Regions from separate parts of the Homo sapiens genome. Here region 1 is linked to region 2. Evidence: chromatin loops called from intact Hi-C (ENCODE). Cell type or tissue: heart right ventricle. All regions are shown on one strand. Links, peaks and the distances in the headings refer to the core of each region. The heading gives the core; the rest is flanking DNA.

What was found. Hi-C counts contacts between places; a loop is a spot of excess contacts. Peaks named below come from ENCODE experiments on the same cell type or tissue, not always from the same donor. Only the 100,000 strongest peaks of a DNase experiment are listed, where the experiment ranks them.
Region 1: it touches region 2 in a loop (2.3-fold over the local background); 3 of 110 quality-filtered maps call a loop at or near these places.

What each region holds. Positions count from the first base shown.
Region 1 is chr21:46,315,334-46,320,696 of GRCh38, forward strand. C21orf58 (chromosome 21 open reading frame 58) reads right to left here. Exons shown (of 8, transcript NM_058180.5): 2 at 2,679-2,887; 3 at 1,875-1,935; 4 at 141-214. Among named protein-coding and RNA genes, the nearest start is that of C21orf58, 5.9 kb to the right of the region's middle. RefSeq lists enhancers at 866-1,701, 2,537-3,371, 3,372-4,206. In heart right ventricle, for the core only: no CTCF peak of the experiment used is centred there; a DNase peak (open chromatin) is centred at 2,958.
Region 2 is chr21:46,262,862-46,268,224 of GRCh38, forward strand. MCM3AP (minichromosome maintenance complex component 3 associated protein) reads right to left here. Exons shown (of 28, transcript NM_003906.5): 10 at 4,121-4,281; 11 at 3,064-3,305; 12 at 2,460-2,662; 13 at 1,256-1,356. Among named protein-coding and RNA genes, the nearest start is that of MCM3AP, 20 kb to the right of the region's middle. In heart right ventricle, for the core only: no CTCF peak of the experiment used is centred there; no DNase peak of the experiment used is centred there.

The DNA of each region.
Region 1 (5,363 bases), core at 301-5,300, 53 kb after region 2:
AACAGTGTCCTTGCTGGGGCCTGGCCCTGAGAGTCTGGAAAGGTCTTCCCTAATACTCCCCGACCTGGTGCCTTAAGGCTGAGCAGCTATCTCTGCTACAGTGAGCTCAGCCAGGTTCGCTCAGAGGGTGCAGGGCCTACCCGGAGTCTCTGCAGAAGGTCCCTCCTTCTCTTCAGAGCAGTCTGCAGGGCATCGTCCGGCCGGTCCTCATTTCCTGGAGGGAAGAACCTGCTTGCTTACCAAGGAACGCGTAGAGGCTGTCGCTGCAAGCACTCGGACTGGATGGTACTGCACCCATGTCGGAAGGCCCTGCCTCACCCACACTCCCAGGATGGGGGAGGCCTGGGAGGATCCTGGTCTTAGGTTATCCCAGATAAAGAGGGACCAGTGTTGGGTAAGGAGGGCAAGGGGCAGCATCAGGGGAGGGGTAATCCAGGGAACTCAGTGCTGGAGGATGGTCATCTCATTCCTGGAAGGGAGGCTGAAATGACGCGACCAGGTTCCTCCTGAGTGCATTTCATACAGAGTGCCCTGGGCTCCAGGAGGTCAAGGGCTCTACAGGGCTGGCTGCAGCCTGACCTTGGCCACCTGGAGCCACCCTCTGGCCCCAAGTGGTCTAGAGTCTGGTCTGATCCCCAAGTATCTGCACATCCCTCAAGTCTGCCCCCTAGTCCGGGCGTGGTGGCTCATGCCTGTCATCTCAACAGTGGGAGGTTGCACTGGGAGGATTGCTTGATCCCAGGAGGTCGGGGGTGCAGTGAATTGTGATCAGGCCACTGCACTCCATCCTGGGCAACAGAGCGAGACCAACCCTGTCTCAGGAATAAAAAAAAAAAATCTGGCCAGGTGCAGTGAGTCACACCTATAATCTCAGCACTTTAGGAGGCCGAGGTGGGTGGATTACTTCAGGCCGGGAGTTTGAGACGAGCCTGGCGAACATGGCAAAACCCCTTCTCTACTAAAAATACAAAAGTTGGCCAGGCATGGTGGAGCGCACCTGTAATCTCAGCTACTCGGGAGGCTGAGGCACAAGAATTGTTTGAACCTCAGAGGCGGAGGTTGCAGTGATCTGAGATTGCACCACTGCACTCCAGCCTGGGCAATAGAGTGAGACTCCATCTCAAAAAAAAGAAAAAGTCTACATTCCTTGGGGGAGGGTCTACACTCAAGAGAAGGCTCCGGAAGGTGGGGGGCAGGGTTCTGGCCTCCTTTCCCTTAGGCACAGGGGTCCTGCCCCTCACCCAGCATCACACTGGAGAGGGGCCGTTGGGAACCCTAGCCAGCCCTTGGGGGGGTCCCCAAACCCTCTGCCCCAGGCACTGGTAGCCATTCTATTCCCTCGCACTGGCTCTGCAGTCAGGGGACCTGGTTTGGGATTTTCTCTCTGTATTTGAGACTGGGCTCTGCCCTTGGCAGCTGAGCCCCCACAGCTCACAGCTTGCCCCACGTTCCAAAGAACAAGAAATGCTCCTCTGGCCTCCTCAGCTTCTCCCTGGACGTCCCCGGGTAACAGTGAGGACAGCAGCTCCTCCCCAACCAATGGACAAGCTCAGGGTCTGGAACCAGAGCAACTGGGTCTGATCTGGGTGCGACCACTGCCAGGGTGAGCAACCTCTCTGCCTCCATTTTCTCATCTGCAAAATGGGAACAATGAAGGTGCCCCTTTTTGGGGTTTGCAGACTAAAGGTGATAAGGAATGGGGGTGTCTTCAACTCTGAATGTAAAGGAAAAGCGTTGAGGACAATCTCGCCGGTACCAGGAGTGGGGGTGATTCCCAGAGTTGCTGTCCCCACCTCCCCCTGGAGGTGGCTCCCCCTGGAGTGGCTACACTTGCGTCTGTCTGTGCTGGTTCCAAGCAGCCCAGGGGCTCTCACCTGGCTCGAGGTGGAGGCCCTCAGGTCCCCCTTCCACGTTCTGCCGTTCTTGCTCCAGCTTCTGTGAGGAAGAGAGACCGTGACAGAGACGGTGGCTCCACGCAAAGGCCCTGTGTGCTCCAGGAATGACTAAGAGGCTTTCTGAGTGAAAAGAATGGTACGTCAGGAGTAACCCAGCCTCTCCAGGGCCAACAGGCGGGAGTCAAGCCCCTCCGAGGATCTCCCTGAGCTGCCTCTGTAAGCCTGACCTCTAGCAAATTCATGTGTTCCATCCACAAGTCTAGGGGCGGATGCTCTGAGTGGTCCCTTCAGGCAGATTTCTGAAGAGCAACCCTGGGAGACACCTCACTGGTGAGGCCTCCAGGCTTCCCAGCCAGTGCATGCCTAGATCACCCCCCACCTGAACCCTGAGCTGAGCAGCTACCTGCTGGGTGTGTCCAGGGGTGAGTCCCTCTCATGGCGGCCTGTGGGCCAGGATGCAGGGCTGGCGAAAGGTGGGCAGCAGGTCCCTCAGGCAGCAGGAGAGGGAACAATGCAGGCAGGGGGTGCAGAGGTGCCCCCAGGCACCGAGGCTCCCCAGACCCTGTGCTCAGTGGCCTGCGAGGACAGGCAGGTCGGTCATGGGCCACCCAGACCCTCAGAGAATGTGAAGACTAAGTCTGAGGATGGGTCCGCTGGGCTGCCAGCCCCAGGCCTAGCCCTTGGGGCCCTGCATTCTGCACCTGCAGGGCTGTCTCGAAGAGTCCCTCCAACGCCACAGCCTGCGAGTTGTTAAAAACAGGAGCATCCCGGGCTCTGCCTCACCTGTCCCAAGAGCTTCAGCGTCAGTCGGGTCACTTGCTCTGCTGCTGATGAGTCCAGCATGGTGGGAGCTGCAGGAGACGACTGTAGGGGCAGGGGAGGCCACAGCCCACCTCCCTCCCTGGTTCTGTTACTCGCAGGAAAGAACTGCTCAGCAGGAGCCCAAGCACCGGTGTTGCCTGCAGGGCGGGCCTTACCTCCTGGAGACCAGCCTGAGGGAAGAGAAGAGCCCTGTGGGAAGATAGCCACACCCTCCCTGGACTGCAGTGCCCCAGAAGCCAGCGCTGGGCGCCGCGTGACAGTTGCCAGGCTGCCAGACACAGGGAGGCCCCAGGTTGCCAGGTTTCCACTGTGCGTCCTCAGGCTACCGGTAAACACTCATCCCCAGGTGTGGCCAGCTGGGCTTCATGGGAAGGCAAAAAAGTGGGCAGCAGCTGAGGCAGAGGGGCAGAACCCTCAGACCTGGGGGAAGGGCAGTCGTGACCCCCTATGCACCACCAGCCTCAGGACCCAGTCCAGAAGAACCTGTGTGTCAGGGGAGGGCGCCCCACCTGTGTACTGCCTCCAGGGTGTTAATACCTCCCTCCTAGGGACCCTCAGAGCAAGCAGGGAAGACAGGGTGGGGAGACACTGGGAGGACAGGGTGAGGAGACTGCCTACCAAGGAGTTCAGGAAATTGCAGGCAGCAGAAGGGGTAGGACAGAGGAGGGGTTGTGACCTGCAGAGGGGCTGGGCTTTAGCAGGACCAGAGGGGGTGCCCAGGGGATATGTCCCACCTTGGGGCTGGGGGCACTGGGCAGGGAGTCAAGTTTGCAGGAAGCTTCGCAGAGGGTGACGCAAAACAGGAGCGTGGTCTGCACTTGGTTGGGCATTAAACTCCACGTTGATGAGTTAGTCAATCCCACTAGCAGGCAGACTGACATGTGGGGGATGTCAGCAGCAGGGGCCCAGACCTGTGGACCCGAGGGGCAGAGGTCAGCACCCTCCTCGGTGCAGCTAACCCAGGAACTTGCCTCAGTGGCCAAAATTGCTCTCTTGCCCTCAGTTCTGTAAATGGCCCATGTCCATCAGTATCTATGGTTGTGTGCCTGTCCTGTCTTCCAACCCACATCCATGTAGGGACCCTGAAGCTGGACCAGTGAGTGATTGGGTGAAGGCTGGCTAGCCCGTAGGAGGTCAGGCTCACAGAGGCAGCTCATGGAGATCCTTGGAGGGGCGCACCTTACTCCTGCTGGCCCTGGAGGGGCTGGATTACTCCTGACGTAGAGTTCAACTCACCTTACCCTGGAGGCCATCCAACCAGAAATGAAGTCAGCATGAAACCAGGCCTTACCCTCCCTCCAGATCTGTGGAGGGTGTGGGCTAGGGTCACATGACCTGCCTGGTGCCACACATTCCCAGATGGCAGTCAGGGGTCCTCGCTGGTGCTGCTGGACATGAGCAGACTCTGGCCCCATGTTTAAGATCCCAGTGCCATTGGGCGTTGGCTCACGCCTGTAATCTCAGTGCTTTGGGAGGCCAAGGCAGAAGGATCACTTGAGTCCACGAGTTGGAGACCAGCCGGCACAACACAACAAGACCCCATCTCTATAAAAAATAATAAAAAAGGGCCAGGTGCGGTGGCTCATGCCTGTAATCCCAGCACTTAGGGAGGCTGAGGCAGGCAGATCACGAGGTCAGGAGGTCGAGACAACCTGGCCAACATGGTGAAACCCCGTCTCTACTAAAAATACAAAAAATTAGCCAGGCGTCGTGGTAGGCGCCTGTAATCCCAGCTACTCGGGAGGCTGAGGCAGGAGAATTGCTTGAAATCGGAAGGCAGAGTTTGCAGTGACCCAAGATTGCGCCACAGCACTCCAGCCTGGGCAACAAGAGCAAAACCTCCGTCTGGAAAAAAAATAAAAAAAATAAAAAAATAAATAAACAAGATAATAAAAGAACCTGGCTCTTGTCCACAGTCATTAACAGTGACAGTCTTGGGAGACATTTAAACAGCTCTGAGTGTGCACAGAACAAAAACCAGGTTAATTTAGTTAAGCAACTGTATAGAGCACCCTTGATATAAGTGACCTCATCTGAGAAAAGGACTCCATCTTATGTATTTTTTTTTGAGATGGAGTTTTGCTCGTTGCCCAGGCTGGAGTGCAGAGGTGGAGCCATCTCAGCTCACTGCAACCTCCGCCTCCCGGGTTCAAGTGATTCTCCTGCCTCAGCCTCCCGAGTAGCTGGGAGTACAGGTGCACGCCACCACGCCCAGTTAATCTTTGTATTTTTGGTAGAGATGGGGTTTCACCATGTTGGCCAGACTGGTCTCGAACTCCTGACCTCAAGTGATCTGCCGTCTTGGCCTCCCAAAGTGCTAGGATTAGAGGTGTGAGCCATAGCACCTGGCCCCTGATGCCTTTTAAATTATAAGATAGGGCCAGGCAGGCGGAAGTTGCAGTGAGCCAAGGTGGCACCACTACTGCACTCCATCCTGGGCAACAAGAGTGTAACTCCACCTCAAAAAAAAAAAAAAAAAAAAAAAAAGGGTATCAGGCCAACAGGGACCAGATGTTTCCTCATCAGTAGATACTGCACCCACCCAGATAAAGACATAAACAAGACACTCTTACTATCAGTCCTTACCAGAGTACTCTATGGCCATGAAAAGAGCAGAACACCACCAGGTCAAAGTGGCCGTTTTAC
Region 2 (5,363 bases), core at 153-5,152:
GAGGCTGAGGCAGGAGAATGGCGTGAACCCCGGGGGGCGGAGCCTGCAGTGAGCCGAGATCACGCCACTGCACTCCAGCCTGGGCGACAGGGAGACTCCGTCTCAAAAAAAAAAAAAAAAAAAAAAAGAAATGGAAAACTACAGACCAATATCCCTCATGAATATGGATATAAAAATCCTCAACAAGGCCAGGTGCGGTGGCTCACACCTGTAATCCCAGCAGTTTAGGAGGCCAAGGCGGGCGGATCACGAGGTCAGGAGATCGAGACCATCCTGGCTAATAATGGTGAAACCCTGTCTCTACTAAAAATACAAAAAATTAGCCAGGCTTGGTGACAGGTGCCTGTAATCCCAGCTACTCGGGAGGCTGAGGCAGGGGAATCGCTTGAATCCGGGAGGTGGGGGTTGCAGTGAGCCAAGATTGTGCCACTGCACTCCAGCCTGGGCGACAGAGCGAGACTCCGTCTCAAAAACAAAACAAAACAAACAAACAAAAAAACAATTTAACCTAGGAGGCAAAAACTTTATACGTTGAAAACTACAAAGCATTGTCGAAAGAAATTAAGAATGACCTAAATAAATGGAAAGACATCCCACATTCTCAGATTAGAAGATTTAATATTGTTAAGATGACAATACTGGCCAGGTGCAGTGGCTCATGCCTGTAATCCCAGTACTTTAGGAGGCTGAGGCAGGTGGATCACTTGAGGCCAGGAGTTCGAGACCATCCCTGGACAACATGGCGAAAAGCATCTCCACAAAAAATAAAAAAATTAGCCAGGCTGGTGCCCACCTGTAATCTCAGCTACTCGGGAAGCTGAGGCAGAAGAATTGCTTGAACCCAGGAGGTGGAGGTTACAGTGAGGCTGAGATGGAGCCACTGCACTCCAGCCTGAGCAACAGAGCAAGACTCCATCTCAAAAAAAAAAAAAAAAAAAAAAAAAAAAAAAGATGACAGTACCACCCAGAACAATCTACAGATTCAACGCAATCCCTATCAAAATCCCAACAGCACTTTCTGCAGAAACAGAAAAACTCATCCTAAAATTCGCATGGTATCTCAGGAGACCCCAAATAGCAAAACCATCTTGAAAAAGAAGAATGTAGGGGAAAATCTTCCTGACACTGTATCTGGCAATAACTTATTGGATTATGACTCCAAAAACGCAGGCAACTTTATGAGAGGAAACTTCTGGAGGACTGGGTGCAGCTCCCCGCAGCACGTAGCAGGAGGGGAGCACGAGATGCCACTCACCCCAGGGCGGCAGCTGCGTAGGCAGCACCCGCAGAGCCAACTTCCTCACAGTCCCTCTGCAGGGCCTCCTGGATGAGCTCGTCCACCACCTGCGCCAGGTCCTGTGGAGAGACCAGCATGGGGTGTAATGGAACGTCCCACCCAGGGCAGAAATGCTGGGTAACATGTTGTCACCGGACAGTCTGCAGGCGTCTCGTGACAGAAGCACAACCCCTGACACGGGGTCGGCTAGGCTGTTGCAGGAAAGGTGTCCCCTAGCGAATGGAAAGGTGCCATCTGGAGAGGAAGGCGCCCTGCGGATGGCCACACAGCGCCCTGGCCTAGCCATCTCCAGTCTACGTCAAGCAGCCTCTGTTTCTGTGACCACTCTATGCTCCCCCTAAGCACTCCCTGATCCCCAGATGGGCTGGTGCCCAGTGCCTGCCCCGAAGCAGCCAGAGTGGCACAATCCAGTCTCACAACCATGGAGTCGACAGGCTCTACTCAATATCAAGGCACCTGTCGGGACCATGCCCACCCTGAGGCCACAACCATCAAGGGGCACATCCACCCCCAGGCCAGGCTGGTCAAGGGGCTCACCCACCCCCAGGCCATGCCCATCAGGGTGCACAGCCAGAGACCACACACACCAGAGGGGACACGACCACCCCGAGGCCACGCCTATCAGGGGGCACAGCCACCCCAGCCATGCCCATCAGGGGGCACACCCGCCAGGGGACACGCCCATCCCAGGTCACACCCATCAGTGGGGACACCCAACCCCAGGACATGCCCTTCAGGGGACACACCCACACTCAGTCCATGCATATTGGGGTCCCATCAGGGGGACATGCCCACTCCAGGCCACACCCAAGGGGACACACCCACCCAGGCCACACCCACCAGGCGGACACGCCACCCCAGGTCACACCCATCAGGGGGCGCACAATGCTGCCAATGATCCCGTCAGGAATAGACGGGTGTTGAGTTCAGACACACGGGCTCAGGCCGGTGCTGTGACAGGAAGCTCCTGAGATGAAGACGGACTCCAGAATGAGCCTGAATAGGTGGGCCCTACCTGAGGCTGAGTGACTCTAGGCAGGACCCCTCTCTGGACTCTCCTGAGAGACCAGGCGCCACAGCCCCACCTCATGGGGTGATGACTAAGGACGTTTGCGCACAATGGGCTTCCCAGAGTCCAGACCTAGAAAAAAAGAGTCCCTACCTCGTCAGAGTACATGGGCACGGGCTCTGGAGGCGGTGGTTCAGGCTGCACAGACAGCTGGAAGAGGCTGGGCGCCACAGACGGGGTCAGTGCCAGGACAGGAGGCAGAGGCACTGGTGAGGGCGCAGGGGCTGGTAGAGACTGTGGGAGACTGGACAGGGGTGCATCCGGCTCTACACCACACTCCTCTCCTCTCCCTCCGCCTGGAAGGAAACATACAGGACAAAACATAGCTGCAGACACAGGGTGCCTGGCACCACGGGGACCGAGGTCTGTGCAGGGACAGCCCCAGGCCACCCACAGTGACCCTGAGGACTGGCCTGCCCTCCAGGAGACCAGCTACGTGGGACAACATACGCTTTGCATGAAAAACAAGCCCCAGGATGTCAGGGAGCCAGGAGGAGGGCTTCAAAGCCCTCAGTCCACTCCCAGTGAGAACCATCTGAGCATGAGGAAGAGCCACACCCCTGGGCCCCAAGACAAGACAGGTGCTCAGGCTCCTGGGAGGCGTCCTGGCGAGAAAATGCAGATGCCCAGGCTCCTGGGAGGCGTTCTGGTGGGAAAATGCAGCTAGTCCCCTCACTACGACTGCAGCTTCACTCACCCACTGTGTCGGAGCCGGGTCTCTGGGTGCTGACGGGCAGCTCCGCGGCCAGGCTCTCCCCGATGTACTTGTTCTGGGAGTTGAAGCTGCACACAGGGGTATGACGAGGGACGGGGGGCAATGGCCCTCCGTTCACAATTTCCCCGACTGACACCGTCAGCTTCCTAGTAATAAACACCGACTTCCTGGTCTTGGATAATCCCTCTGGTTCCAGGAATGCAGACCGGTTCAGCTCCACACAGCTACCCAGACCACAAAAGACCCCCGAGGGGTGTCACCAGGGGAGAAGACAGCTTCGCCCTCAGTGCCCTGCCGAGTACTGCAAGCCCCTTGGGTGTCACCACAGCCATGTGTAAATAACAGAAAGCACAGGCGCCAGGTCCCACTGCCGCCCACCCTGGAGCCTCTGTAGGTCCCTAGAACCACTAAGCCCAGCGTGTTAACAGACGCACGCTGACTCACTCCTGCCTCCTTGCTGGCTCACCCAAAACCGTCTAATTTTCTGAGGACAGAACTGGAAGGAGGAGACAGAACTAGAAGGAGACAGAACTGGAAGGAGGAGACAGGCAGGAGGCAGGTGAGGAGTTAGAGGAGACAGGGTGGGGAACTAGGCACCGGGTGTTGAGTGTAAGCTGCCAGTTTCTGAGAGAGCGTCTGTGAGTCTCACCACTCTGACTGGTAAGTACCGGAGAAGACTCCGGCTGGCCTGCGGGTGCCTCCATCCCAGCCGTCAGAGGTTGTCCGTCATTGGCTGGCAAAGGCAGTCAAGGGAAAGAATAAAGAAGGCCCTAACTTTTATCTTTAGGTTTGTCAGCAAGTCATGAAAAGGACTGATTTTGGAGTCACAAAGAACTTGGTCTGAGCCCTCAATGTGCTGACAGCCAGGATGTGACCTTGGGAACACCCCCAGCCATTCTGAGTCTCGTGTGTTCACCTGCATGGCAGAGGGAATGCACCTTCTTCAAGTCAGGCAAGCAGCCAGCCCTTCACAGCCCTTCATCAGAATTAACAAGAAAAAAGGAGACAGGGGCCCCACAGTTCCATTCTCAGCTCTTACCCGTCGGAAACGGTGAGGCCGTGGCAGGTGAGGAAGTCGGTGGCCTCTTCACAGTCTCTGAACAGCAGCATGCGCACCACACCATCCAGGGGAAAGATGGTAGATCGCTGTGTGCTCACCGTGTACGCAAAGTTGAGCGCCCGGAGAGCATCCTTGCGGATCTGAGAGGAGGAGCGAAATCACTGCAGTCTCAGACGAAGGCCCAGTCAGACACATGCAGTCAGCCCATGACCACAGCCATGGCCAGCGTGGGGCACATGGGCTCCTCCTGGGCTGAGTCCACCAGAAGGCGCTTTGGCAACACGGAACCCAAGCTTAGAGATCATAGGCGGTCTGCTCAGGGGCAGTGCTCAGGAATGCGTGCCAAGCAAACACTCTCATAGAGAAGGATGGCTTGTGAAGGTTTTATTCATAAGAGAAATCATGAAACAAACTGTCCATCAACAAGACCAGGTGAAGTCAGCTGTGCAGCATCCACATGACAAAAGGCCAGGAAGGTGCTGCAGAGGACCCCGGAGACCATGGAATGCCAGCAGGAAACCAATCCCGTGGAATGACATATAATAGTTGGAGACAACTGTTCACGGCATTCTAACAAGAGCCTTAAAAAAAAAAAAAGAAGACAGAGACCAGGTGCAGTAGCTCATACCTGTAATCCCAGCACTTTGGGAGGCCAAGGTGGGAGGATCACTTGAGCCCAGGAATTCAAGACCAGCCTGGGCAACATAGCTACATCCTATTCTCTATAAAAAAAAATTTGTTTTAATTAGTGGGGCTTGGTGGCATGCACCTGTGGTCCCAGCAACATGGGAGGCTAAAGTGGGAGGACTGCTTGAGCCCAAGAGGTTGAGGCTGCAGTAAGCCTTGATCACACCACTGCACTCCAGCCTAGGTGACAGAGTGAGAACCAGTGTCTTAAAAAAAAGACAATGGGGCTGGGTGTGGTGGCTCACGCCTGTAATCCCAGCACTTTGGGAGGCCAAGGCAGGCGGGTCACTTGAAGCCAGGAGTTTGAGACCAGCCTGGCCAACATGGTGAAACCCCATCTCTACTAAAAATACAAAAATTAGCTGGGTGTGGTGGCACGCACCTGTAATACCAGCTACTAGGGAGGCTGAGGCAGGAGAATCACTTCAACCCGGGAGGTGGAGGTTTCAGTGAGCCGAGATCATGCCACTGCACTCCAGCCTGGGTGACAAAGTGAGACTCCATCTCAAAAAAATAAATAAATAAAAATAAAAGT